Linked DNA regions of Mus musculus: region 1 is linked to region 2. Evidence: chromatin loops called from intact Hi-C (ENCODE). Cell type or tissue: left cerebral cortex. All regions are shown on one strand. Links, peaks and the distances in the headings refer to the core of each region. The heading gives the core; the rest is flanking DNA.

Region 1 (5,361 bases), core at 266-5,265, 130 kb before region 2:
TAATTCTTACTCAATTATCACCCTACTGTCCCTATAGGTTGTGATAATATATTGTGAGTCTGTACACTGCCAGCGCCAGGATTTTTTCATTTTCTGGGGCACCTGGCAACTGAGATATTAAATACCTGACCGTGGCAATTTCCTGATACTGGTTCCCCACAAAGCAGTGCCAAAATGAATATAATAGGTCAGCAAGATGGATCAACAAATAAAGTGCTTGCCATAAAAGCCTGATAATATGAATTTGCTCTCTAGAATTGACATAAAAGGTGGAAGGTAAGAACCAAAGATGCCCTCTGACCCTGCCACATGCATACTGTGCATGTATGCATTCACACATGCATCATATTCATACTACTACTACTAACAACAACAACAATAATAATACAAAAATGAATAGCACTGTTGACATTCCAGACATATGGGCATCTTTGTGGTGTGCTGGAATCCTTTGTGTCTATACCAATACCTAGGGCTGTCACTATGGCAATGGAGGAGTCTCACAATGTAGTCTTTCCCAGCACACCGCAAAGATACCCACACGTCTATGTTTACAAGTTTGTTCTCTTGCTTGTTGAGCACATTCAAGCATTTTGCCTGGCCTGAAACTATGTGAACCAGGCTGACCTGAAACTCACAAAGACCTGCTTGCCTCTGTCTCTATAGTGCTGGGATTAAATTTGTGCATTACCATGTTCAGCAACAGTGACTTTGCTTTCAATAGCCAAGTTACAGAATGAACCGAAGTGTCCATTAGCACAGGAATAATAAAGAAAATGTGGTATGTATTCCCAAATGCAGTGTTTATTTAGCCATAAAAAATGAAATTATGTCATTTGAAGGAAAATGAATACAACTGAAGATAAATATGTTAAGTGAAATAAGTCAGACTTGCAAAGATAAATATGTAATTTTCTTCATGTATAGAACCCACATTTAAAAACTTATATGAGACTTGAAAGTGGATAGACTATTTGGGGAGATGACTAGGACTAGTTTATAGGGTACAAGAGAGTAATAAGGGGTGAATATGTTCAATGTGTGTGATAGACAATTTGTAATGCCATCAAGAAGGCTATTATTTTGCATGTCAATATATATACTAGTAAAAAAGAAAAGAAAAGAAAAGTCTTAGCAGAGGATGGCCTTATCTGGCATCAATGGGAGAAAAGGCCCTTGGTCCTGTGAAGGCTTGATACCTTAGTATAGTGGCATGCGAGGGTGGGGAGGTGGGAATGGTGGGTGGATGGGGAGACACCCTCATAGAAGCCGGAGGAGGGGGACAGGATAGTGGGTTTCTGGGGGGGGGCGGAATCAGGAAAGGGGATAACATTTGAAATGTAAATTTAAAAATATCCAGTAAAAGGAAAAGAAAAGAAAAGAAAAGAAAAGAAAAGAAAAGAAAAGAAAAGAAAAGAAAAGCTAGAGTCTGGAGACAATGACTGTGGTTGCAATTTAGACAAATAGGCTGAGCCTCAGAAATCCACAGCACTGGGGATCTAACCCATGGCCTTATACACAATAGGCAAGTGCTCTATCACTGAAGCACATATCCAGCCCACAATCACCTTTGGATGCAGGAATTTGAGTTATAAACATATTAATCTTGGCTTTTATTCAGTCAAACTATAATATGTTTTCAATTGAGCTTAGGTCTGTAGGGGAACTGGGCCAGTCTGGATTGACTCATCTCAAGCACTGCCAAAGATGTGCCATACCAATTCCTGGGGAAATCTTGGCTTTTGATTAAAAAAAAAAAAAGCAGCTATTTGAAACAGTCAAATTATGTGTGGTGGCATATGCCAGTAATCTCTGAACTTGGGATATTGTTAATTTGAAACAGGGTCTCACTCTGTACCCTAGACTTGCTTGAAATTAGTGGCAATCCTTCCTCCTTAGCCTATTAAGTGTTAAGATTATTGTTAATTTTAATTTTGTGTATGCATGTGTGTGAACATGTGTGTTATAAGTTCCCCTGCACATGTGCTTGTGGAATCCAGATTGAATTTAGGTATCTTTCTCTATCACACTCCACTTTATTTTTAAAATATTTTTATTGTTAGTTTTTTATGTGTATGTGTGTTTTGCCTACATATATGTCTGTGAACCACGTGTGTGCTTAGCAGAGGCCAGAAGAGGGCAATGACTAGAGTTATAGATGGTTGTGAGCCATCATGTGGGTACTGGAAATCAAACCCATGTCTTATGGAAAAATAGGCAGTTCTCTTAACCACTAAACCATCTCTCCAGCCACTTTACCTTATTTTTTTTTTAAGGTAGAAGCCTCTCACTGAACCTAGAGCCCTCTTTTCATATGGAGTTTTACATGCATGTGCCACTACTCCAGATGGGTGCTGTGAACTCAGGGACTTATACACAGCGAGCACTTTACCCACTGATCCATACCTCTAGTATCCCATATCCTTTTTAGTTAATCAAAAACAGGTCTCACTGCATATCCCTGGCTATCCTAGAACTCTGTGCAGATCAGGCTGACCTGGAACTCACAGAGATCTACCTGCTTCTCCCTTGTGAGTGCTGTGATTAAAGATGAACCTAGACTCCTTTTATTTTTTAAAACTAAAAAAGCAATGAGGAAAAAAAAAGAAAAAAAAAGGCAATGAGATTTCTGGGTTCAGGAAACAGAAGGAATACAACAAAAATCCTAACGTCTCATATTCTTCTAAAAGCATAAAAAAATACGAGGAGAAAACAAATGAGCCCGTTGGTGGCCCGTGCCTTTTATCCTAGCACTCGGGAGGCAGAGGTAGACAGATTTCTGAGTTCGAGGCCAGCCTGGTCTACAGAGTGAGTTACAGGACAGCCAGGGCTACACAGAGAAACCCTGTGTCAAACAACAACAACAAGAACAACAAAAAGAAAAAAAACAAAACAAAACAAAAAAAGATTCTCTCTCTGCAACTGCCCAATAATTTACAATTTTCAAGAACCCAGGACGCAGACAACTGGCAAACTCCAGATCAGAATGCAGAGTTCAGGAAACCAGAAAAAACAACCACTTCATGCCACTAGGGTGTGACAAGGCAGTAGGAGGTGCTAAGGATCTCAGCGATCCCAGAATGTACTGTGATCCAGTACAGCAAGACATTGCCCAACTGTGCTTGAAAACACCAGCGTGCAGATGAGCTCAGGTCCAGTCAGAAGGCTCAGAGGAGCAAAAGGGAAAGAAAACGAAACTGGGTGGCCATGGGTACGGAAGCCCAAAGAGGTGCTGGGACCAGAAGAGGGCGCCTGAGAACCGAGGAAGCCGCAGATCTATTGAGTTCCCCAGGGCGTACCTGTGCTAAGCTGGCATCTAGGAGACCAAGAATATTCAAGTATCAACAGCGAGAACAAATGCAAAATAAAAGGGGGGGGGGAGGCTGCATTTGCACAAAGGAGAAAAAAGCCCACAAAGTAAGCAGTCTAAGCAGTGACAAGCAGAAGATCTCCAGCAATGGTTCTCCCCCCCCCCTATTTTAAATTGGATATTTTCTTTATTTACATTTCAAATGTTATCCCTTTTCCTGCCCCCCAAACTCCCATACCATCCCCCTCCCCCTGATTCTATGAGGGTGTTCCCCCACCCACCCACTCCCGCCTCCCCACCTTCGCATTCCCCTACACTGGGGCACAGAGCCTTCACAGGACCAAGGGCCTCTCCTCCCACTGATGCCCGACAAGGCCATCCTCTGCTACATAAGCAGCTAGAGCCATGAGTCCCACCATGTGTTTTCTTTGGTTGGTGGTTTAGTCCCAGGGAGCTCTGGGGGATCTGGTTGGTTGATATTGTTGTTCCTCCTATGGGGTTGCAAACCCCTTCAGCTCCTTCAGTCCTTTCTCTAACTCCTCCCTTGGTGACCCTATTGGGGACCCCACGCTCAGTCCAATGGTTGGCAGCAATGGCTTTTAATGTTCTCAGTGATTCACTGTGTTCTTCTTGAGTTCGTGGGTTATTTATTTTTTTATAGATTTATTATTATTATTATTGTTATTATTACTAAGTTATTTATTTATTTTCCACCCTGATTGTAGCTTTCCCTCCCCCTTCTCCTCCCAGTCACTTACTCTCACTTTCCCTCACCCTAATCTACCCTTTCTACTCCTCAGAAAAAGGGAGGTATACCATGTGTCTTAGTCAGGGTTTCTATTCCTGCACAAATATCATGAGCAGGTTGGGGAGGAAAGGGTTTATTCAGCTTACATTTTCCACATTGCCGTTCATCACCAAAGGAAGTCAGGACTGGAACTCAAGCAGGTCAGGAAGCAGGAGCTGATGAAGAAGCCATGGAGGGATGTTCTTTACTGGCTTGCCTCCACTGGCTTGCTCAGCCTGCTCTCTTATAGAACCAAGACTACCAGCCCAGGGATGGTTCCACCCACAAGGGGCCTTTCCCCTTTGATCACTAATTGAGGAAATGCCTTACAGTTGGATCTCATGGAGGCATTTCCTCAACTGAAGCTCCTTTCCCTATGATAACTCCAGCTGTGTCAAGTTGACACAAAACTAGCCAGTACACCATGTCTATATCAACCAGCCTTGGCATATCAAATTGCAGTAGACTAGGCACATCTTCTCCAATTGAGGCTAAACAAGGCAGCCCAGTAGTGGAAAATGATTCCAAAGGCTGGTAACAGAGTCAGAGAAAGCCCCTGTTCCAGTTGTTACAAGTTCCACATAAAGACTACGTTGCACATTTGTTACATATATGCAGAGTACCTAGGTCAATCCCATGCATGCTGTCTGGTTGGTGGATCAGACTCTGTGAGCCCTTATGAGCACAGGTTAGTTGGCTCCTTCAATCCTTCCTTCCCATCTTACACAGGATTGCCCAAGCTCCACTTTATGTTGGGCTGAAGGTCTCTGCACCTGTTTCCATCAGTTGCTGGATGATGCCTCTCTGATGAAGGTTATGCTAGGCTCCTGTCTGCAAGTACAGCAGATATATCATTAACAGTGTCTCATGGCATGAGTCTCAAGCAGTCACTGGTTGTCCCTTCCCTCAAATTCTGCTCCATCTTTTTTACCTCTGCACATCTTGTAGGCAGGACAAATTATGGGTCTAAGGTTTTGTGGGCAAGTTGAGTCCCAATCCCTCCATTGAAAGTCTTGCCTGGTTACAGGACATGGCCAGTTCAGTCTCCATGTCTTCCATTGCTAGGAGTCTTAACTAGAGTCACCCTCATAGATTCCAGTGTCCTAGGTCTCTGGCTGGTCCCAGAGTTTCCTCGCTATTGAAGAATGGATAAAAAAAAGGTGGTGCATTTACACAAGAGAGTATTACTCAGCTGCTAAGAACAATGACATCATGAAATTTGCAGGCAAATGGGTAGAACTAGAAAAGTATAGTTCCCCCCCCC
Region 2 (5,361 bases), core at 304-5,303:
AGCGGGTGAATGTGTTCTGCTGAATTTTCTTCCACGGTGCATCTTCTGCTAGGTCTTTTTCGGTAGCCGGCATCTCCGCGTCCCGTGAATCGATACTGCCTCCCGGAGACGCAACCGCCGCACTCTGGCCACAGCGGGAGTGAGAGCTACTCATTTTGAGGCGCGAGGAACGGAGGGGCGGTGCTGCAGCTTCGCCGATGGGACGGCCCTTTAATTAAAGCAGTAGGCACCTCCGAGCATGAACGACGAGGCACAGAACAGAGGTTGCACTGCGGAAAGAGCGAGCCCTTTAAATGTATGCGAAAGGCGGAGCCAGAGGCAAAGTTTCCTTGGGGGCGGAGCCTCTGGGTGGGGCTTCTGGGCCGCGCCCGCCCCACCTCGCCCCTCCCGTTGGAATGCCCCACAACGCCCCCCGCCCCCATCCCCCGAAGCTGCCTCTGCACTCCGCCAAAAGCAACTCAGCCCCGCTGCTTCAGAAAGGGTCTTTGAGCCCCAAAGAGCACAAAAAGGTCTGGCAACATCCGCTACAGTACTACAGGAAACGGACCCCAGATCTAGGAACGCTTGAGCAATTCTGTCACAGAATTGCTCAGCTCCAGCAGGCACACCCTTACAAGGGACTTTCTTTCCCCAAGGTCCCTGCAGAAGGCGGAGCGAATAATGTCCCGGTATCACTTGGGCTCCGCCCTGACCCTGTACCCTCTTCTACATTCTCTATTCTTCCCGAGCTTAGGGTTCTCAGCCACAGTGTGATCCACAGCAGAGTAAAGCAATCCTGTGAGCGAACCCTTCCAGAGCGCCTAACGCTGCTGAGAGCTCTTTGTATGCTGTCAGACAGGGCTCTCATCACCTAACATAGACACCCACAGAGCCCTGGCACTCCCTACCCATCTCCTTTGGTCTTCCCAGTCTCCATGACCCTGGCCTGCACACCTGCACAGGCCCATTCCCACCGTCGTCTTCTCTACTGCCTAGTTCCATCCGCGAGGAAATGGGGCCAGCACTGGGCCAAGTGGCCACCAGCACTACAGGATCAAGCAGCTTTCCAAAGGTCCAGGGTATGCCAATGCACACAATCAGAGGGCGCCTGCCTGCCTGCCTGCCTGCCTGCCCTGTGATGCATGTAGATCTGTACACCTTGTACCTGCCATACTCACTGTTCTACCTTGGGCCCTGAGGAATTCTGGGGGGAGAGGTCTTCTCTGGCTGAACAGTCCCAAGCCTTGCTGTGACCCTAGAGATGTGGAGGGGCTCAGGGAGAGGGTCCCAGATTACTGAAGAAAGGAGAGTCACCAGACATCAAGGCTTGCTAAGGAGCCTGAGTGTGTTCCCTAAGTAGTGTGAAGCTACTCACTAAAAGTTAATTTAATGATAGATATTCTCTGGAGATAGTGATGAGGATGCTGTGCTGGGACAGAAAGGAGCGAAGATACAGAAAAAGAAAACTGTAGGGGATACTCCCAACCATCCTCTTTAGTTAAGGGGATTCATCTTACCTATGTCTTTCCCGTGGTAGACTTTTCCATCTACTTACTCTGTACTTCAAGCCTCTCCAGAATGTTAAATTGTTTTTCCAGAAAGACAGGCTTCTGTCCCTACTTCTCAATTCTAAGACCAGTGGCCGCCGGGGCTGGAGAGATGGCTCTGTGGTTAAGAGCAGTGGCTGCTCTTTCAGAGGACCCAGATTCAATTCCCAGCACCCATATGAAAGCTTACAACTGTCTGTAACTCTAGCTCCAGGGAATATGACACCTTCACACAGACATGAATGCAGGCAAAATTATGCACATAAAATTAATTAGATAGATAGATAGATAGATAGATAGATAGATAGATAAAGACCAGTGGCTGAAAGAGGCCTTGGGTTGACCAACATGTCATGCCCAAATATGGTTGACTCTCCCACAGCCTGGAGTGTCTTCATTGCCTGTGGTAGGGCTATGATAGGGCTTTGATCACAATGGGCAGAACCTTTCAGCATAGTCATCTTGAGATTGTCTATGATATCGCCAGTCAAATAACATTTTCAGTACAGAATCCCTCCCCCCCATTCTACCTCCAGTCACCTGCATAAATATCTGCACCAAGTGAGCCAAAGGTTGAGTTGGGGGACATGATGGCAGAACTGTGCAGGGATAACCCAAATGGAAACTTCCAGCCATGTTATTCAAGACACAATTAGGGTAATATTTTTGGTCCCCCTGATCTACTGGAGAGCAAAGCCCCATGTACGGAATTGCATTAATACATGATTTTTCATTCAATGCCATTTGGCTGGATCACATGAGTTCATTAATGTACAGAGAACAAGGAAAACTGAATCATAGTAATAGAGCACAAAGAACTTGAGTTTCCTAGCTTCCAGCCCTATGATTTGGCTATTTAGGGGGAAAAGAGGAAATGGGGGGGGGTGTCCTAGCCTTAGAGTGCACAAGTGCCACCACCAGATGTCGCTCCATCCCAAAGATCCAGATGAGGCAGCCCCAGGAAGCCAAAATCCAGCTCTTTCATATTTTCCCTTATTTGGAGTAGATTCTTGGATGGTAGACACACCCCGCCCACCTCCCCACCCCACTCCTCTCAGACCCCAGACCAGGCCCTCCCACAGGGAACTATAGGCCCAAGCCCACCAGCTATACTGGGATCCTGAAGAGCTATTTCTAGACCTGTGTAGCCAGGGGGCGCCAGGAGGGAAGGAAACAGAAAATCCCCAAAGTGAGACCAGTTCCCTTAAAGCAAATCCAGGTGTGGCAGAAGAGAACAGTGATTTCCTGAGCTCACACCTTGGCCAAACTGGAGCTGCAATTGACTGCGGGTGGATTCCACCCACTTTTTCTGGCCCCAGTCTGACTTTGGTATCTAGGAATGCTGATGCTTATGTCCTGGCCGTCAATGACATAAGCATAACCAACCTGAGACAGGACCCAAAACCCAGACTGAAAAATCTAGTTGGCCATGCCCCTGCCACAGCCCTGGAATCAGCTCCCCATAGCCAAACCAGCAGAGGACTCTTGTATCCACCCTTGTTTCATCTCTCTTGTGTCCACGTTTGACACTGACTAAAAAGTGTCCTTCCAAGTTGTCACTCACCCTTATCCTAATCAGGGTACTAGTCTTAAAAGACCTTTCCGGGATAGGTACACAATGACCAGTTTATGGGCACCCATGCCTGTACCCATCTCTTGCCAAACGCTCAGATACTAGCCCCCTTTTCAAGGACTCCCCCCATAGGCTCGAGTTCCTGGATTCCTGGACATAGACACAATAAGTTTGTGGTAAACTATGCAAGGCTATCTCTGGACACCAACGCAATGCCTGGGACCTGAGTCCACACCCAACCTGCTCCTGGTCTTGGCCTCTCGCTTTCCAGACCTCTTCCCAGCTCAGGAGCCTTGCATCCACTATCTGGAGACTATCTGGCGTGGAGCTGACCACAGAGCCCTCACCTGCTGTCCCTCTAACCGCCGGGTGGCGCCCAGCTCTTCGCGCCCGCGCCGGAAGCCTCAGAGCTCCACTGGCGTCCGCTGCGCGCTGCGCGCCTCCACGCGAATGAGCCGCTGCCTCCCGCCTTCTTGTTAGCTGCATCCCCGCCCCACGCCCGCCCCGCGCCCGGCCCGGCAAGAAAGCCTTAATTGGTAAAAATCGCCCGGGAGCTGGGGGCAGGGAGTGGGTGCGGGGCTCGCCACGAGCTCAAGTGCCCCGCTCAAGTGCTAGCGACGCCGCGCCCCCCGCCCCCCCAATGAGCTCAGCGCTCTGTGAAGGCTGCCAGGCTTCAAGGGAGTAGGGCTCACCTCCAGAGCAGGGTCTGCAAACCCTATGTTTAGGACCAACCTTTATGAGGCTAGATGAGTGTAGGGGAGCCAAGTGTTTCCTGGTTAGAAAGGAGGCTCTGTTCCAAGGCCACCTATTCTGAGGAGTTCCCCACAGTCACAGCCTTCTGTCTCTGAGCAAGCCTGGGTTGGCCGCACAAGTCAGATCTTGCTCCATGGGATGAGAGATAACAGGTAATTGTAGTGAGCACAAACTACTCCTAAGACCCCAGTAGGTCCCTGAGCCCTGTGATGACACCCCCACCCCCACCTTCAGCTATCATTGATTTGGCCCCTGTTAGGTACCTGGGAACAAACAGAAGAAATATACTGAATTCTCAAAGCAATCAAATGCAGTCCCAAAGCCTGGGAATGTGCAATGTGGTACAAAGAGCCAAATATCTGTGAACTTAGTGGACATAGCCATTACCTAATATTGTCAAGCTCTCTCTTCCTCTTCTACATGGCCATTTCCTGGTAGCTTTAGATTCAACTCAAATGTCACTTTCTAGGGGAAGGCCAAATAAAGAAATTACATTTCAACATTCAGTTATTTTATTTTTTCCCTACAACCCCAATTGAGCTATGTTTGCATCATGCCTGTGTACACAGTAAGAAGAAAGAGTGAGGAAGGGAAGGAAGGGCAAGCTACAAGAGAAGAAAGAAGAGAAGGGGAGGGAAGGAAGGAAGGAAGGAAGGAATAGGAAAGAATAGGCAGTGGTAGTACAAGCCTTTAATCCCAGCACTCTAGAGGCGGACAGGAGAATCTCTGTGAGTCTGAGGCCAGCCTGGTCTACAGAGTGAGTTCCAGGACAGCCAGTGCTACATAGAAAAACCCTGTCTCTAAAACAAACAATAACAAAGATGGAAAGAAGAGTGAGGGAGGGAGTTTGACCACATTTGCAGAGTCAATTTGGTGATCTGTAGTTTAACTTGAAGAGCAAAGCACTGGGGTCCTTTCCAGGGAGCATGCATGCCTTTCTAACTTTGTCGGCTCTGCTGGCAATGACATTTCACATTCTGGCCTCCAAATAGAACTAAGGTCTCTTACTTTCTGTCTAGTAGGAAACCTCTACTAGAGAGACAAATGGATTATCATTGTTTGCTAAATTAGTGGCCTGATTTCAGGTTCATGAGGTAGCTGCACCAGAGTTCATGAAAATGACTGTCCTTTTAGAGGAGAAACCCATTTACCCACAGACATAGTAACCAGATCAATGAGTAGGAAGATGGTAGGAGCATGGGTGAGGTGGTGAATATGTAGTTGTATTTCAGGACACCCTCCACCCCCCAAACACATTGCATTAGAACTCTCTTTATTGCCCCTCTCAGTGCACACACACTGAAAACACAAGAAGTTGGTGTACCGAACTCCTTTCAAGTCTATAATCTATGAAGATTAATTTTAGGATTAACTGTTCCTTGGTTTAAAAAAAGCATAGTAAGTTAAAAACATATTCTTCTTGTTCGGAATAAATATTCTCATGTAGACCTTTCCTCACAACTTTAGGGAGGTAGCAGTTTCTGGAGATTGAATCTGAAATGTAATGCC

What was found. Peaks named below come from ENCODE experiments on the same cell type or tissue, not always from the same donor. Only the 100,000 strongest peaks of a DNase experiment are listed, where the experiment ranks them.
Region 1: it touches region 2 in a loop (3-fold over the local background); 16 of 42 quality-filtered maps call a loop at or near these places.

What each region holds. Positions count from the first base shown.
Region 1 is chrX:74,112,561-74,117,921 of GRCm38, forward strand. No RefSeq gene overlaps it. Among named protein-coding and RNA genes, the nearest start is that of Opn1mw, 12 kb to the right of the region's middle. In left cerebral cortex, for the core only: a CTCF peak has its summit at 3,225 (motif pointing right); a DNase peak (open chromatin) is centred at 3,216; H3K4me3 peaks cover 283 bases.
Region 2 is chrX:74,246,283-74,251,643 of GRCm38, forward strand. It overlaps Flna (filamin, alpha), which reads right to left and starts at 252. Exons shown (of 46, transcript NM_010227.3): 1 at 1-252. The coding sequence starts at 154. In left cerebral cortex, for the core only: CTCF peaks have their summits at 2,478 (motif pointing right), 2,677 and 3,466 (motif pointing right); DNase peaks (open chromatin) are centred at 2,486, 2,666 and 3,527; H3K4me3 peaks cover 1,863 bases; H3K27ac peaks cover 1,537 bases.